Linked DNA regions of Mus musculus: region 1 is linked to region 2. Evidence: chromatin loops called from intact Hi-C (ENCODE). Cell type or tissue: heart. All regions are shown on one strand. Each heading gives the region's core, and the rest is flanking DNA. Links, peaks and the distances in the headings are about the cores only. Region 1 overlaps Slc25a25 (solute carrier family 25 (mitochondrial carrier, phosphate carrier), member 25). Region 2 holds the start of Dpm2 (dolichol-phosphate (beta-D) mannosyltransferase 2).

The links. Peaks named below come from ENCODE experiments on the same cell type or tissue, not always from the same donor. Only the 100,000 strongest peaks of a DNase experiment are listed, where the experiment ranks them.
Region 1: it touches region 2 in a loop (2.7-fold over the local background); 3 of 42 quality-filtered maps call a loop at or near these places.

The regions. Positions count from the first base shown.
Region 1 is chr2:32,419,020-32,427,345 of GRCm38, reverse strand. It overlaps Slc25a25 (solute carrier family 25 (mitochondrial carrier, phosphate carrier), member 25), which reads left to right. Exons shown (of 10, transcript NM_001164357.1): 2 at 5,747-5,873; 3 at 5,956-6,043; 4 at 6,930-7,041; 5 at 8,140-8,298. Among named protein-coding and RNA genes, the nearest start is that of Naif1, 27 kb to the left of the region's middle. In heart, for the core only: a CTCF peak has its summit at 3,332; DNase peaks (open chromatin) are centred at 3,225, 3,635, 6,585, 7,765 and 2 weaker places; H3K4me3 peaks cover 1,782 bases; H3K27ac peaks cover 2,977 bases.
Region 2 is chr2:32,562,848-32,571,173 of GRCm38, reverse strand. It overlaps Fam102a (family with sequence similarity 102, member A), which reads right to left. Exons shown (of 11, transcript NM_153560.4): 5 at 7,709-7,755; 6 at 7,415-7,572; 7 at 5,669-5,773; 8 at 5,370-5,586; 9 at 4,784-4,905; 10 at 4,617-4,686; 11 at 1,424-3,779. The coding sequence ends at 3,734. It overlaps Dpm2 (dolichol-phosphate (beta-D) mannosyltransferase 2), which reads right to left and starts at 316. Exons shown (of 4, transcript NM_010073.2): 1 at 262-316. The coding sequence starts at 264. In heart, for the core only: CTCF peaks have their summits at 402 and 4,289 (motif pointing right); DNase peaks (open chromatin) are centred at 323, 2,833, 4,321, 4,591 and 3 weaker places; H3K4me3 peaks cover 581 bases; H3K27ac peaks cover 965 bases.

The DNA of each region.
Region 1 (8,326 bases), core at 124-8,123, 140 kb after region 2:
ATTAAAAAAAACAAAATCAACAACAAAAAAAACCCTTATTGGAAATGTGGGTGTGGCTCAGTTGTAGAGCACTTGCCTGACATTCAGGGTCCTGGGTTCAGGCCCCATCACCATAGAAAATGAAACAAAGCTAAAGCTGAAATAGAATTGAGGTATCATTGTGAAATGACATGCTGATAATAATCACTTTCAGGGCATTTCAGAGAACATTCCTTTATATATAATTTTTTTTAATGTATGTGAGGTCACTATTGCTGTCTTCAAACACACCAGAAGAGGGCATCTAATCTCATTACAGACAGTTGTGAGCCACGATGTGGTTGTTGGGAATTGAACTCAGGACCTCTGGAAGGGCAGTCAGTGTTCTTAACCACTGAGCCATCTCTCCAGCCCTGTTTCTTTGTTTTTCAAGACAGAGTTTCTCTGTGTATCCTTGGCTGTCCTGGAACTCACTCTGTAAATCAGGCTGGCCATGAATTCACAGAGATCTGCCTGTTTCTACCTCCTGAGTGCTGGGATTAAAGGTGTGTACCACCATTGACACCACCACCACCACCGCCAACTAGAAATTCCTTTTTAATTATTTTTATTTTATATGTGTGAGTGTTTGGCCTGTATGTATGTCCACGCACCATGTGCATGCCTGATGCTCTTGGAGACCACAGAGTGTTAGATTCCCTGGAACTGGATTTACAGATGTTTGTGAATCATGTGAGTGCTGGGAATTGAACCCAGGTCCTCAGGAAGAACAGCAAGTGCTGCTAATCTCTGAGCCATTTCTCCAGCCCATTTAAATTTTTGTGTGTCTGCGTGTGTGTGCTCTGCTCCAAGGTTGGAGGACAACAGGTAGGTACCTGCTCTCTCCACCATGTGTCCCAGGAATTGAACTAAGTGGTCAGGCTTGATGACAAGTAGCTTTACCTGCTGATGAGCCAACTCACCAGCCTTCACCCAGAAACTTCTTGCAAAGCCCCTTCTGTGAGTCAGGCAAGAGGTGGGTGAAGGCCAGGGCATACACTAAAGCCTCTGTCTTTAGGACTCCAGCAGTAGACTTCACATGTGTGCTAGAATAGCTCCAAAGCAGAACCTTCTGGATTGGACAATTTCATTGGTGGCTGAATCTGAGCAAGAATCTGCCTGGATAAAGCCTTCAGGGCACTCCAAGGCCTGCATTTACAAACTCAAGTCTCAGAGAACCTAAAGTGCCCTGTTTGTTAGATTCTGTTTCAGTGTTATACATATACAATGATTCAGCATATCTCTCTCTCTCTCTCTTTTTTTTTTTGGGGGGGGGGGTTTCAAGACAGGGTTTCTCTGTATAGCCCTGACTGTCCTGGAACTCGCTTTGTAGACCAGGCTGGCCTCGAACTCAGAAATCTGCCTGCCTCTGCCTCCAGAGGGCTGGGATTAAAGGCATGTGCCACCACCACTCTGAAAATCCTTTCACTTTTGCTGATCCCCAAATGGTAGCTTTCCATTTTAATGCATCCGAGGAGTAAGAAGGCTTAGTCTATATTAGGAAGAGATGGATGGAGGATACATTGTAGAAGGAATGGGGGTGGAACCAATCCGTCCTGTCACAGTGACGTGATCTCGCCCTCAGCAACTCATCTCTAGGGCCGGGAGGAATTTGCAGGCAGGCATGGAAAGACTCCTCCTCAGCAATGATGTATCTGGGGCTGGGAGCTCAGCAGAGAGAGCATGTGCTTCTTTGCAGAAGACCTGAGTTTGCAGCACCCACACCCTGCTTCTCACAACCACCTGTAAATGTAGTTCTAGGGAATCTGGTGCCTCTGGCCTCTGAGGACACTGCATGCACAAGCCTGTGTACAACAGCCCACAACACACACACACACACACACACACACACACACACACAGAGTTACAAATTTTAAAGTAAAATAAAAAATCAGATCCTTCCAGCACTCTTTAAAGTGTGGATCTCTCGCTGGGTTGGCGGTAGACAACTGTGGTAATGGGATTGGCGACAACCACATAACAAGCATTTTCAGTGAGCGTAGGCGAGGGGTCCAGTTTTATTTCATTCTCTCTTCCAGCTGGTGAGTAAGTCTTGTTCTAGTCATTTTATTAGTTTCTGAGATAGTCTTACACTGTAGCCCAGGCTAGCTTTGAACTCTCAACAGTCCTCCTGTTTGGCCTTCTGAGGGCTAGGATTACCAGCCTGGGTCTCCATGCCCAACAACTGGTCAGATTTATGTTATTGTGAAACAGTTTAAGGGAGGAAGGGTTTGTCTTGGCTCCATCATGATGGCCAGGAGTCAGAGAGAAGGGAGCAAGCCTACAGCAGCTGGCTTTCTGCTCTACCGGCTTATTCCTTCTGGAGTCCCATTCTGCTCTCAGGGTAAATCCCCGAACTTGGTTAATCTTCTCTGGAATTACATGGACACACCCAGAGGTGTACTTTACTAATCTCTCAGGCACTTCCCAATTAGTCCAGATAAACTCAGAGCCTTCTGTGTGACAAACAGGTACTTCCCAATTAGTCCAGATAAACTCAGAGCATTCTACCCCCGAGCCTCCATCCCACCCTGTTTTAGACAGGTTTAATATGTCGTTTAGGAGGGCCTCAAAACTGGAGATCCTCCTTTATGCTAGCTAGGACTGTAGTTGTGAGCCGATAAGCCTGGTTCATTTAATTGGAGTTCACTTTAAAAGGCTTCATTCAGGGTGGTAAAGCAGAATTCTCAGGGCTACCATCAGACCAAGGTTTCAAGTGTTTTCAGTGGGCTTTGACAAGTATAAGTCTCAGCCTTGGCTAACCCCAGTGATTGATGGAAGCGATTCCCAGGCACTGAATACTTGTGGATTCTTGGGTCTGTGTTCCAGGACAGCTGAGGACTTGGCATTCAGATGTCTCTCTCAGTAGTCTGGGTCAATTTTCAACATCTCTGATGCAGTCTCTATTTTCACTGTTTTCAATTGGGAATGATTTACTAAGAAGAGAAAGCTGCTATATTGTGTGACGCATTTGAGGACCTTGTATGAAAACAGACACTTGACTGTTTATTTGGAGGGGTTGACTGCCGGGGTAAAGGTTTGTTTGGGCATGGGACTGCAACCCTAGGCAGTGCCTGCTGCCTGGGCTCCAAGAGTTAACTCTGCAAGCAGTGACGTCAGTCCTGATCTTTGCTCTTCTGCTCTTGAGCAACCTGATACTGCCGGCTACTGAGGACTGTGCTTATTGGCTGCTGGCTGCACTTACAGTGGGCGGATTTTTTTTTTTCAATTAAGTAAAAGGGCAGGACTTAAGCAGCCAGTGACAGCAGGGGCCGGTATATCTGGTGCTAGTTTCCTGGGAATACCGGCATTTCCCACTCTTGACTTCTGCTAGTACTTGCTCCTGGCGGTGGCTGAGCAACCGGTCTCACCAGCATGCTCTGCCTGTGCCTGTATGTGCCCATCGCCGGGGCGGCTCAGACTGAGTTCCAGTACTTTGAGTCCAAGGGGCTTCCTGCCGAGCTGAAATCCATCTTCAAACTCAGTGTCTTTATCCCCTCTCAAGAGTTCTCCACATACCGCCAATGGAAGCAGGTCTGTATGCTGAGTGGGTGCCATGAGAGGCAGGCAGGGACTGGTTTTGAGTGGAGAGATGAATGGTACCTAGGCATGACTTCCTGGCCTAGAGAAAAGAATGTCTGAAATGTAGGTGTTTCCCCAGCCCTTTGTGGCTGTAGCCAGCAGTTGTACGTCACTGTCATGGGAATGGCTGGGTTTTGTGTAATTTCCTGGGCTGGGAGGGAAGGCACTTGTGGGAGATGGAATCTCTAGATAGGAGATTGGTACAGATGCAGGCCCCTAAAATGTACAGGATGTCATAGAGTCCTGGACTGTCTCACTGCTGTGGGACGTTTGTTCTTGTGACTCCAGGGCAGAGTGTAGAGGCACTCTGGGAAAGAGAGGCTAGGGCGGTCTTCACTCTTAGACTTTCAAGTGCTTAGGTACCCCAGGAAACAGGATGCCAACGGTGAGCCTGGCCCTTTTCTGATGAGAAACTGAACCTGGCTTTGGGGTTTACTTTGATGCACTAAATTTCATGCTGTCCCCAGTGCTGGTGTGTGGTTTTGTGCATCTCAGAATGGAGACACATAGAATGGAGTTGGAGTGGCTGTAAAGGGGGAAAAAGCAAGTCTTCTTTCCCCCTCCCTGCTTTTTAAAACAATGTCTCTATGTATCTCTGGCTGGCCTGGTACTCAAAGAGATCTACCTTTCTCTGACTCCCTAGTGTTGGAATTAAAGCCATGTGCCACCACAGTTGGCATTTCTTCAGACAAGGTCTTGGTGTGTAGACCAGGATGACCTCAAACTCTCAGATGTCCTCCTGCCTCAGCCTCTCTAGTGCTGGGATTATAGTGTGCATCACCATCCCCACAGATACAGGACTAACTGTTAGAGAATATTTTTAAATAGGGTACAGTATGCACAGTTGTGGGTGGTCTGTGTCATGTGGCATTACCCCAGAATAGAGTACTTTGATGGTAGATAGCCTAGGGACAAAAGATAAGAGTTCTGTGTGCCTCCTTCCTGAATGGCATATAGACTTTTCCCTTCTACTTGACATCTGGGGTGGTGACCCTTGGCTAAGAGCACAGATGTTGGCAAGAAGTTAATCCCAGTTAGCAGATAAGATGTGTTCAATCTATCCCACATGCCAACCTCAACCCTTCACATGGTTGGCTCCTTGAGATAAATGTCTACTCTCCCCGCAAAAAACCAGTGGCTAAGTAAGAGGGGAAACATGATGACCACATTTGGACTGCAAGCTAGCCCGTGGTCCATCAGTTTCTAAACCCTAGCTTAAAACTCTTTGACCTAGCGTGTTAACTTGAACAGTGAATGGATTTGTCCATGAGAAAACCAAGAAACATTTTCCTTAGGAGATTCTCTGTTTTGGATTTAAAGTGCTCTCCCCAATAAATTAGATAGACAGACAGACGGACAGACCTCAGTAAAGCTTTTGCATACCCCATTCCCCACTGAGTGGAGAAGCTCCAGCTGCTTTGCATGCAGCTGGTGTTACAGCTGCCAGGCAGAGCTCACCTAAGACGGGCGCTGCTGCAGATCAGGGTCTCTTAAAGCCTTGCGTCACTAAACTAGTAAAGCTAACCTGGCTGGCGTTCAGTGCCTGGTTGGGAATCTGGGCTTGGTTAGAGCTGGTATCCCTGAGACCAAGGACCAGAATGGCAGTACCGTCACGCATGAGCTCAAGAATAGTTGCCCTTGGCTCCTCCTGTCTGTCTCACACCCTCCAGAGTGTTCCCTGGCAATGTTTCTGCCAAGTAGGCATTGTCTGAACCTTTACCCTCATCACCAAATTCTTAGTGGGTTAATGCCACACAGGGGATGGAGCAAGTAGCAGGGTTCCTAAGGGACTCTAGATTCCAAGGCTATCCCCAGCTCTCAGCCAGGAGTGCGTCTGTAGGAGAGCCAAGCCGCTGGCTGTGTAACAAGCTGGTCTGGGGAATGTTGGAAAGAGCAAGCACCTGGCTGCCCTGCTGGCCTCTCAAAGCTTTCTCCTAGGAGTATCTCCTCACCAGAGCAAGGTGGGCCTTGCTTGGCTTCTGGATAGCCTATGGGTATATGGGGAGATTGACATGATGCCTAGGATTCCCATGGGCTGATAGAGCCTTAGAGATAGGACATCTTGGGTCATTGTGGAGAACAGTTATTTCCTGTTGTGATAAGAGGCTAGTGAGCAACATCTCAAGTCCTTATTTTGGTTCTCTAGAAAATTGTGCAAGCAGGTGACAAGGACCTTGATGGGCAACTGGACTTTGAAGAGTTTGTACATTACCTCCAAGATCATGAGAAAAAACTGAGGCTGGTGTTCAAGAGTCTGGACAAAAAGAATGATGGTGAGTTTAGCTATAGCTTCTCTGCCGGGCAGGCCTTAGCTTACTGAATGCTGGACCCTGCTAATGGTTCTCGTTGTCACAGGTCGAATCGATGCTCAGGAGATCATGCAGTCCCTGCGGGACCTGGGTGTCAAGATCTCGGAACAGCAGGCGGAGAAGATTCTTAAGAGGTGAGTGAGTGTGGTGAGCTTTGTTCTAGGGGATGCTTTAATGGCTTTTGGACTAATTTGTGTGCTGTTCACTCTTGGCCTGCATCCCTGAAGCTGGCCCTGTGTTTAGGAGGAGGGATAAGAAGCCCCTTCCCATAGTAAGCTTCTCCTGAGGTTGCAGCCCTACTCTCACAGAAGAGTCATAAATCTGGAATTAACCCAATGCCTGCAACCTTTAAAATGATAAGATTAGTTGTGGGCATTTCTCGTTAGTGAGAAGTGTCCCTGAATATTCTCTGCCTGATGGGGAGGGACATGTGTGGTCCTTAACTTAGGTTCTGCTATAGCTTGTTCTTTCCTCTGTAGCCACATATGCTGGCCAGAAAGATGGCTCACTCATGAGCAGAGGGCTGCCGGAAAGCCCTGCAAGTAGAGAACAGTTTGTACCTGGCTGGCCTGAAAGCCGCCTGGTCACAGGGACAGCAACCCCAGGAGCCCAGTCCTGCCCACTTCCTCGTGCTGTGCTGGCCCCTGGTGTCTTTGGGTGTGTGCTTGCTTTACTAACCTGCTCAGCGCATTTATTTGTGTTGTTTCTCCTTTCTCCTTTGCATCCTCCTTTGTCTGTCTGTCAGAATACGGACGGGCCACTTCTGGGGCCCTGTCACCTAGTAAGTATCTGTGTTTTCCCGTGATTCCCTCCCTCCCTGATCAGAATGGGGTTCCTGTGGGCCAGCACATCTCCATTTTATGGAAAATGGGGTATGGAGCCACCTTACTCTTTCTCATGGGCAAGGTGCCTTTGGTGTCCTGGGTGGCTATGGCACCTGCCTCCATCCCATCTAAGTGGTAGGGCACACAACTGGCAGGTGGGTGTGACACGTGCGACTGACCATGCTTCTGCTTACAGCATGGATAAGAATGGCACGATGACCATCGACTGGAACGAGTGGAGGGACTACCACCTCCTGCACCCTGTGGAGAACATCCCGGAGATCATCCTGTACTGGAAGCACTCGACGGTGAGGCACACACCCACTGTCCACTCAGGCAGCCGTCTTTGTCTGGCATCTCTCAGTCCATCCCCATCTAGGCCTGGGGGTGGGGGTGGGGGTGGGGGGTCGGTCTTGATGATACACTGAGATGTTGTCCCTCCTTTGCCAGCCACATGCCCCTCCTCCTCCGATACAGTGACCAGCCTGCACCCTTGACCCTTTGCTGGGTGTACCTTCCTATCCCTGTATGCCTCTGCCCTTCACGGGCCATTTCAAATATCTCCTTTTCCTATGTTGCCGATTCTCCCAGAAGCAGACAGTCTGTCCTCCACGGGATAGGAGAAGAAACCTTGTTACAGATGCCTCCTCTTTCCCTGTGTTTCTTTTTTAGTATCATTTCTCTCTATGGCAAAAATACATGTTTTGGCTGAGACATAGGAGCCCCATGAGTTAAAGGCCAGCCTGGGCTACAGAGTTAGACTCTTGATTTTGGGGGTTTGGTTTTGATAAGCACTCCCTGTAGGGCCTGCATATTGTTTTCACTCTGTTAGCATGATCCACATTCAGACAGATGTGGATCCACAACTAGAAATGTTGGTCTTACTTAAAAGACTTCTGGTGTTCTTGGCTGGGCTACCCCTGCCTTATCCTCTCTGAATCCACAATGCCGGGTCAGGGCTTCTTGGGTGAAAGTAAGTGACTGATTCTAGGGTTCAGACAGCTAGCCTGTCTCTGGCCTGCAGCCCAGAGGTCAGCAGAGCTGGCTGGGACCAGTTCCAGAGAGAAGGTATTACGCAGGCAGCATAGCACCCTGCTTGCTTAGCCTTGCATAACACTCTGTTCTGCTGGCAATCTGGTTCTGTATCAGGTTGCAGGGTTTGTACCCATCTTCCCTGATCCTTGTAGTCTAGCCCTAAAGTCCTTGCGGAAAGTTCCAGGAGCTTCCTTTACAAGGGCAACCCAACAGTGTTGTAATGTTTCCTCGATTGCTACCTGCTCCTTTCTAGACCATGTACAGGTCAAGAGCTGCAGCTACTATCAGGGCAAAGGGAGAGTGGAATGCAGTGACCACGGCCAGGATGTTGTGAGTAAAGTTGGCTATGTCTCTGCTTGTCTCCCCCATAGATCTTCGATGTCGGTGAGAATCTGACAGTCCCAGATGAGTTCACAGTGGAGGAGAGGCAGACGGGGATGTGGTGGAGGCACCTGGTGGCAGGAGGTGGGGCAGGGGCAGTTTCCAGAACCTGCACTGCCCCCCTGGACAGACTGAAGGTGCTCATGCAGGTGAGCAGGAAAGCGAGCAGATTTTTAC
Region 2 (8,326 bases), core at 248-8,247:
GGCTCGTGTACAAGCACTAACGGAGGGTCGGAGCAGCCGGTTTACACTCCAAACCTCTCATTCATTTAGAACCACGGAGGGCTTACTAGAAGTGGCTCTCGGGTTTAGAAAGCCACGTCAGGCCTCGTGTCACCTGTCTGCAAGCGGTGGAGAGAGCGATCTGGGTTTGGAGAGCCCAACTCCATCTCCCAAGGAGACTCTTACTCAGAGCCCCGACCCCTGGTACCCTCAAATCACACATGTACTCCACCCCAGGCTCACCATCTCTCCAGCGTTCCGCCGGAGCAACAAAATACATCCGGTTCCTGGTTTAGGCCTTTCCGGCTTGTAAATCACGTGACACGCGGAGACTCGTCTGAGCTGACGTGCGGGCACTTTTCCCCGCCCTCCAGTGCATGTCGGGAAATGTAGTTTCTGCAGGGAACTGTAGGGCCGGGAGCTCAGACTTTCAGGTTTTTGTGGCTACATCCCTGTCAGACCCTTCCCAAACAATAATCATTTAAACATTATCCTACAGTCCCAAGCCAGAGTGAGATGTACCCCAGAGTTGGAAGTCCCGGAAAGGGATAGATCATAATGAGTTGGTTGTTGAAGCAGACATCAGAATTCAAAGGCTCTACATTCTGGCCTTGAAACTGTTAATGGAAGAGTCTGTATAGAATGACCACCACTGGCCTGGCCTATGAGAATTTCCACTGGTTGGCTTCCTAGGGAACTTTCTAGGCTTCCCTTCATTGTCCACTGCCAGAGGTTTCAGAATGGCCCTCTTAGAACCAAGGGGCGCTGGGCCAAATTATCTTTCATGCTTTTCTTCTGTTTCTCACCCAGAACACTACTCTCATGGCATATGGGGCTAGCTGCTGTAGATCCATTCTTCTCCAAATGCTACACCATGCAGGTTATCCATTTCTGCAACCAGAGGCAACAGCTCCCTCTTTGTGCCCTGACAGGTATTTTTAACCAGTTTCTTCGATGATTAGGACCAAAAGTGGGGCTTTAAGATCCCCGAATTGATGCTGGGCATGGTGGTGCATTTCTGTAGTCCCAACACTCTGGAGGCATGAGGAGTAGTAGGTCTCCTTAAACCTCATGGCTAAAGGAAACCTTATAAATACCAAATAAAAACGTTTTATTCTTTCCCCAAAACCAGAGTGAGACACCGTCTCAAACAAGAAGAGGTTCAGGAGTAACAGGTGTTCTCCGACCTTTGTCAAGTGCCCATTCATATTCATACAAACATGTGTGGACATATATGTAATATGTATGTGTGTGTTTGTGGTGAGCATTATGACTGGGGTCAGACTGGAGAACACTAACCTACTTTCCCCAGCATGTCATCTTACACATACATGGCTAACTCCTGTTAGCAGCCCCCAAGTCAACACGGTGATGAGAATGAAAAGAAACACCAACAAAAAGCAGTAACAAAAACATCGGCATTTAATTCCACCCCCAAACCAAACATTGACACTAGGCTGATTTCCCCATATGACATAATTTTCTATTATAAGCTGAGACAGATATGAACAGCCCACGGAATGGGGTGCAGTGGTAACCTGGTTAGAAAGGAATAACACAAAAGCAAATTCTCCCCACAGAAGAAGATGGGCCTGCTCATCCTGCCAGACCACGTGGTCAGCTGTAGGGTAACCAGAAAAGAACCCTAAAAATATTGCAGATCTTTTATATCTCTCTAATAGAAACATTAAACTGTCTTACAGGTCCCAAACTGGCATTGCATAGACCAATTCCTTTTCAAAAATACCTCTAATATATCCTCTATCTTTGTATATAGAATTTGAAGTCCAGGTGCTCTGGGCACCCGTGGGGATCACTGAGCGCAGGAGGAAAGGCTCTTAGCCTCTGGCTGCCACCAGTGTTCATTTGGTTGTGGTCATGTTTTCAGCTAAGTTATCCTGGCCCAGTGCCTGGAAGCAGAGGATGTGGCAGCTCTCGTCTACTGGAGTGGCCATCCAGTCCCAGACCTTGGCTTGAGTTAGGCAGGGGCTCTTGGTTTGGGGCAGTCTTCCTGACAGTACCAACTGCTTGGTTTGGAGCCCTGGAATTTAGAACTAGACCAAAACAATGCTGACTGGGGAAGGTAGTAGACAAGCACACTAGGGCTCTGTCCATCTTCTGGTGGTCACCTCACCTAGGAACAGAGCTGCCAGAGTCCCTTAAAGTGCCAGGCACCTGCTGGGCAGGATGGAATCTGAGCTGCCGGAACCTTCTCTAGCCATGTTCTGCCTTGCCTTGGCAGCATCTTCTAACATTCATCTGCTGATTAAAACAACGGCTACAGAACCTATAGAAATGATCTGGTCCTGACACCAGGCAGCTCTAAGACCACAGCCCCAACTTTTGCTAGCTGAGGAAGACACAAACTAGGCAAGGACCTTCCCAACCTGGGGAGTCCAGCCATCCCCACCCACAGAAACAATGTCCCATACTCGCCTATCCCCAGCCCTGCTGGGGTGCAGGTGGAATGGGGAACAGAGGCACCTATCTCCCCTTGTTGGGGTGGAAGGAATACAAGAACTGTGAACTCAGGAGGAAAAACACCTTAAGGGGCCAAGGAAACACCAGCCTGCTGGGTTGATACAAAGTGAGTGAAACTTAAGGGGGTGGGAATTTATCCAGGGCTGAGCTGGCAGCCTATACTCTCCTTAAGCAAATTATAGGACAGAAAGTGCTGGGGTTGGGGAGGTACCAAGAGGGTGAGTAGTAGGGGGAAGACTCCCCAGGGAAAGCACACCCCTTGCCCAGGAGGGCTGAGGCTCGTCTGGCAGGAAGCCAGCTCCAGTTCACCCAGTCACAGGCCACCTGGCTGACTCTCTAGCCTGGAACCCAGCCCAGGCCGGCTGACATGAGAGCAGGGGAAAAGGCCTTTGCTTACCCAGCACGGCTGGGCCTCGTCCTTCCTTTCCTGCAGGAAGGCCAGCTGCTCAGGACCCAGCCCTGGGCAGATGGAACCATGATGCTCAGGCCCTTCTAGGCTCCGGTCTTGGGTCTGAGTTTGGGGTTAATTAGAGGGAAGGGGTAGTGCCACGTTCCAGCCGGGCGACTGTACCCTAGGTCTGGTTGCACAGCAGACAGCACCCAGGAGGTCTGGAGAAGGGCAAGGGCCGGTGGCTGTGCTGGGGACAAGCATGTGCAAAGTGCAGGCTGCAGGGCAGCAGGAGGACAGTTAAGGAGGTGGGGTCTCAATCCAGAGTGTGGGGTTTGAGGTCTTAGCTCCCAGGAGAGAGCTGCCTGCAGGTCTCCTCAGGATAGAGAAAAGACAGTGAAGCAGTAAGCAGAGGGTCACAGGTGGCAGGGTTCTGGGGTGGCCCAGCTCGTGAAGGGCAGGGACAATGGAGCAAGTGCCCCGTCAGCCTGGCTGAAGCTGCTGCTCCTGAAGTGGGTCGTGGGGGATGGAGGGATGGGGCAGGCCACAAGCACCCAACATGGAATGGCTGTGTCCTTTGCTGGGCCCAGGTCCTCTCCAGTCAGGGCAGTCCTGGCCAGCTCCATCTTGCCCCATTTTCTAGTGGTTCGGAGGACAATATTCACAGTGGCACCCAGGACCAGTGGTTCCAGGGTGGATGGGAGGAAAATGGAATGACGCTTTGGGGGCCAGTGTGGCTAGAGTAAGAGGAGGCACAGATGCAATGCAGAGCAGATCCTCCAGGAATGCCACGGGCCTGGGTGCCAGAGATGGCAGGACCCTTCTTCAGCCGGACTCCTGGGTCCCTCAGTGGCTCTCAATTACGACTGGCTCGTAGACTCCCGAGGAGACTCTGCAGGGTGGAGAAAGGTGAGCAGTTGAGAAATTGCAGTTGCCGAGCAATCCCCTGGCCAGAGAGCTTCACATGCAGTTACTCTGCCAGTCTTTAACAGTCCGGCAGAAACTGAGGCCCCAGAGGTGTTCAGTCATTTGCTCAGGGTGACAGAAATAGCATCAGAGTTGGTAGTGGTGGTGGTGATGGTGGGGTCCACAGCTGTGCCTGGTCCCCTCTGGACACCTGCTGTGTACCCACCTGGGTGGACCAGTCCTCTCATAGTGACCCTGGCAAGGAGAAACTGTTCCCTGTGTCATCTGACAAATGAAAACAGGTTTGGAGGACTGCTAAGATTCATTAAGAAGGCAGGAGAAAGGGAAGGGGCCACATCTATTCTCCTCCAGGTTAGTTTCCCTCCTCCAATCTTGGCTTCTCATTTTGCAAATGGCCTAAGGAGGTTCCTGTGGTTTCTTGCTCTTCCACCCTAGGCAGCCCAGGACTGATGGGAGAGGGTGGTTGTAATTTCTAGTCTCAGCCAACAGGGGTCAGCAGAGCAGCACAAGACATACTCCAAAGTTTTTGTGCTCTGGATGCAGAAGTTCCAAAGACATGTTCCTAGCTCCCAGGAACACAAGGAAACGCCCCAGGACGCCCCTGCACACTGGACACTACTCTCACTCACTGCCTCAAAGGCCTGGGGAACCATAAATACTGCAGATCACTTTGTACAAAGGCCTATGGGAAGGCATAGTTAGCAAAGGACTCTGAAGGTGGTGGGGCCCAAGGTCACTGGTAACAAGAATGTTTGAAGCTGGGGATCCCATGGTTGTCTCACCTCCCTGTCCCCGCCCCTACCTGTTGCCCAGCTGAATGCCGCTCAGTGTGGTGGAGCCATCACGGCTCACGAACAGCCGAAGGTTACTGTCTGTGGGGACAAAAGGGAGGATGAGGCTAAGAGGGACAGACAGGGACAGCCTCTGGAGGCCACCCTTACCCCAGCTGGCTTGGAGTGAGCAGCTCACCCTCAGTGTTGCTGCCATCAGTGAAGTCCTGGCTCTGCATTATCTTCTCCACAATGTCGTCTGCATCAATTCGAGTGTCATCTACCCAGGTTGGGTGGCTCTCCACAGAGTCTTTCTTTCGCCTTGGGGGAGAGGGACAGAATTATGACGGCACAGTGACAAGTTCAGCAGCAAGACAAGTATGCTCCCAGCACCTACAACTCTAAAGCATTTTATGCACACCCCATTATGCACTTCACTTTAGCCACCCTTTCACCTCATTCATCTCAGGGGAGGGTGCTGACAAGCAACAGACTAGGACTAAGGGGCTAAGGAGCCTCCCTGAAGCCAAACTACCTGTGTGCTCAGACAAGGTGTGTCGTGTCTATACACATTACACACAGACCCACCCCCGGCAGCACTTTTACACTCAGCCCTTGGTTACAGCATAATCATTTGGCACGCTGAGATGGAGACTCTACTCTGTCTAACCCTGTGTGGGCAGATGCAAAGAGCTGGAGGGAGCACTGCAGGGAGCACTGAAGGGAGCACTGAAGGGAGCACTGGAATAACTGTTTACCAGGCAGCCCCAAACAATGAGACTCACCGAAAAGAGCGATCTGATAGATGCAAGGGGCGTGGGGGGCGTGGGGGCTTCTCAGGAGGCCGAGGTGGCTTCTCAGAGGGCCGATGCTCCCTCTCCATGCCCTCAGGACCCTCTACAGCCATACTGAGGCCACCAGAGGCGCTGCTGCTGGTGGATGTATTTCTGCGGTGTGTCAAGTCAGACAGGCTGGAGGAGCGAGAGTGCTCTGTACTGTAGCCTGGGGGGTGGACAATATTGGGGAGGTGATCACAGGGGCCCAGGGCTGTGGGAGGTCCCAGGGTTAGGTCCCGACCACTCACCAGATAGCTTGGACTGCTGGCTGGCATAGCTGGAGTTGCGGGAGTGGCCAGAGTGGAACACCTCCTCAGGACTGGACAGGCTCTGGTCTGGCTCCTCTGGTAGTCCTGGGGAGAGGCGCAAAGCTCCATTAAGGTGCTACCTCACTTGTAACCTCAACAAGCCTTCCATGGGGCACTGTGACTCCATTCTGCAGACTGAAGACCAAGGGCTAGAGAAGCAGCAATCTGCTATAAGCCACATGCTACTCTCGGTACCCAGGTAACCCATTCCACAGCTGTTGGGAATACATCTGTCACAGACCTTTAGCCAGTTATCTACAATCATGGTGAGTGGTGTGACGCTAAAGCAGCACACGTGCAAGGCCTGGTCAGTCTGTGGATCAGGGAAGGCTCTTCCCAGACCACCTAATGCCGTGTTAGGACACCAAGGAGGGGAGACGCAGGCAGCAGGCACAGGGTCTTCCATGTGGGATGGCATACTAAAGGCCTTAAAACTGACAAGAGCTTGGGTTCAGGGACAAATCTGGGAAAAGGGTAGGTCTGGGTGGAGGATGCTCCAGGTCATTTCAAAGCAAACTTCCCTTGTGCTCCCCAGCTGTAAACACAAGAGAACTAGGTGGGCCTAGGCATGGACCTAGAATGCATACATCCGAGTCCTGCCAACCAACACAGAAGGGGAGGACCGGACTCACCCTTTCCTCCTCCACTGGAGATGAGCGTGTATAAACAACCAGGCTACTGGATGAAATCTGGTCTGCCCGGATTCCAACCAAAGCCATGTAGGGTTTTGTTTGGTCTTTTGAGATAGGGTCTCACTCGGCAAATGACCTAAAACTCATGATAAAGACCAAGCTGCCTCTAACTCAGAGATCCACCTGCCTCTGACGTCTGGGATGAAAGATGTGCACCACCATGCCCATTTTTTATTTTAAGATAGGGTCCTCTGTAGTCCAGGCCAGCTTTGAATTTACTATGTAGATTGAACTTCAGATCCTCTTGCCTCTACCTTCCCACTCTGGGATGATACACATGGGCTAAGCCAGCTCAGGTTCTCAACATGTTTTGTGCATGTGGCAGGCAGGGGAACCAGCTGCTAAGACACATGGGTCTTCAAGTACTACTCTGCCCAGAACAGAACTGTTTACTCAAGGGCAACTCCTGTGCTGAGATAACCTTGTCTCCTCTGCTCACCAGCCTCCATAAGACAGAGAGCACAATGGTGCCGGGAAGCCCCTCTGCCTATACACAGCAAGTCAAGGCAGGTAGCAACAGCAGCTTTCTGCACTGGACCTCCCCTGGATGCTGGGTCTGCAAGAAAGCTGGGCGTAGGGAAAAGCCAAGCCCTGGTAGTTAGGTCTACCCTAGGTCTCAGGTCTGGAGGGCCAGCTCCAGACATGTGCTATCTGCTCACTATTCACCTTGGGGCTTCTCCACCTCCCAGTACTGAGTAGCTCTAGGAGGGTATGTGGGGTTGAAGCTATCATGGTATTCACTCACGATCAATGGCAGAACCAGCAGAAGCACGCTGCCCCTTCTACCACCCTATCACCCTCTTTTTGAAACAAGGTCTCACTGATAGCCCTGGCTGGCCTGGAACTCACAGATCCTTTTGTCTCTGTCTTGTGAGTGAAGACATCTTGCCTACCATGCCTGCACCTACCTCTTGATAAGCATTTTCCTGGGACAGAATGTTCAGGGGAGAAGGTGGTCATAGGCAGGGGAGAGATAAGCAGATGAAGATGGTACCTGAGCCCAGGATGGTGGGCCGGGTCTTGGGGGGCCGGGATCCAGTTAGGGAATTGGTGCTGCTGCTGCCACCGCTGCTGGTCCCACCACCTTTACACGTCAGCTGCAGGGAGGAGTCCTGGCCCGGGATGGAGATGGATTTGGCGGTAGACGGTGGCCTTAGGAGGACAGAGGGGTATGTGACTGGGGTGCTCCAATTTCAGAATCAAGCGGAGCCAGGGGTACCCCAGAACCTGAAGAAAGAAAGACTATCTCATAGCCCCCGTTCCCACTTATAGCCAGGATGACACTCACGTCTTGAAACAGGGGTCCCCAGAGAGCAGGAACATGCCAATGGTGACCTAAGGGTAGAAGGTAGACATCATTACCAGCTGCTAACACCAACTCAGGGCAGCCTCTGAGCTCTGGTCCCAACTCTGTCCCTTCCCATGTCACCTGCTGTGGTGGTCTGTGTATGCTTGGCCTAGGAAATGGCGCTATTAGGAGGTATGGCCTTGTTGGAGTAGGTGTGTCACTATGGGCATAGGCTTAAGACCCTCATCCTAGCTGCCTGGAAGGCAAGTCTTCTACTAACAGCCTTCAGATGAAGATACAGAACTCTCAGCTCCTCCTGTGCCATGCCTGCCTAGATGCTACCCTGCTCCCCACTCGATGATAATGAACTGAACCTCTGAATCTGTAAGCCAGCCCCAATTACATGTTGTCCTTTATAAGACTTGAGTTGGTCATGGTGTCTGTTCATACCAGTAAAACCCTAACTAAGATACCTGCCCACAGTGAAGCCTGTATCCTGTGTGGAGGACACAATGAGTAGTCAAGCGGAAGAAGCCGGGGAGTGAGGCGCACGCCTTGAATCCTAGTACTCTGGAGGTAGAGGCAGGTGGATGTCTGTGAGTTCAAAGCCAGCCTGAT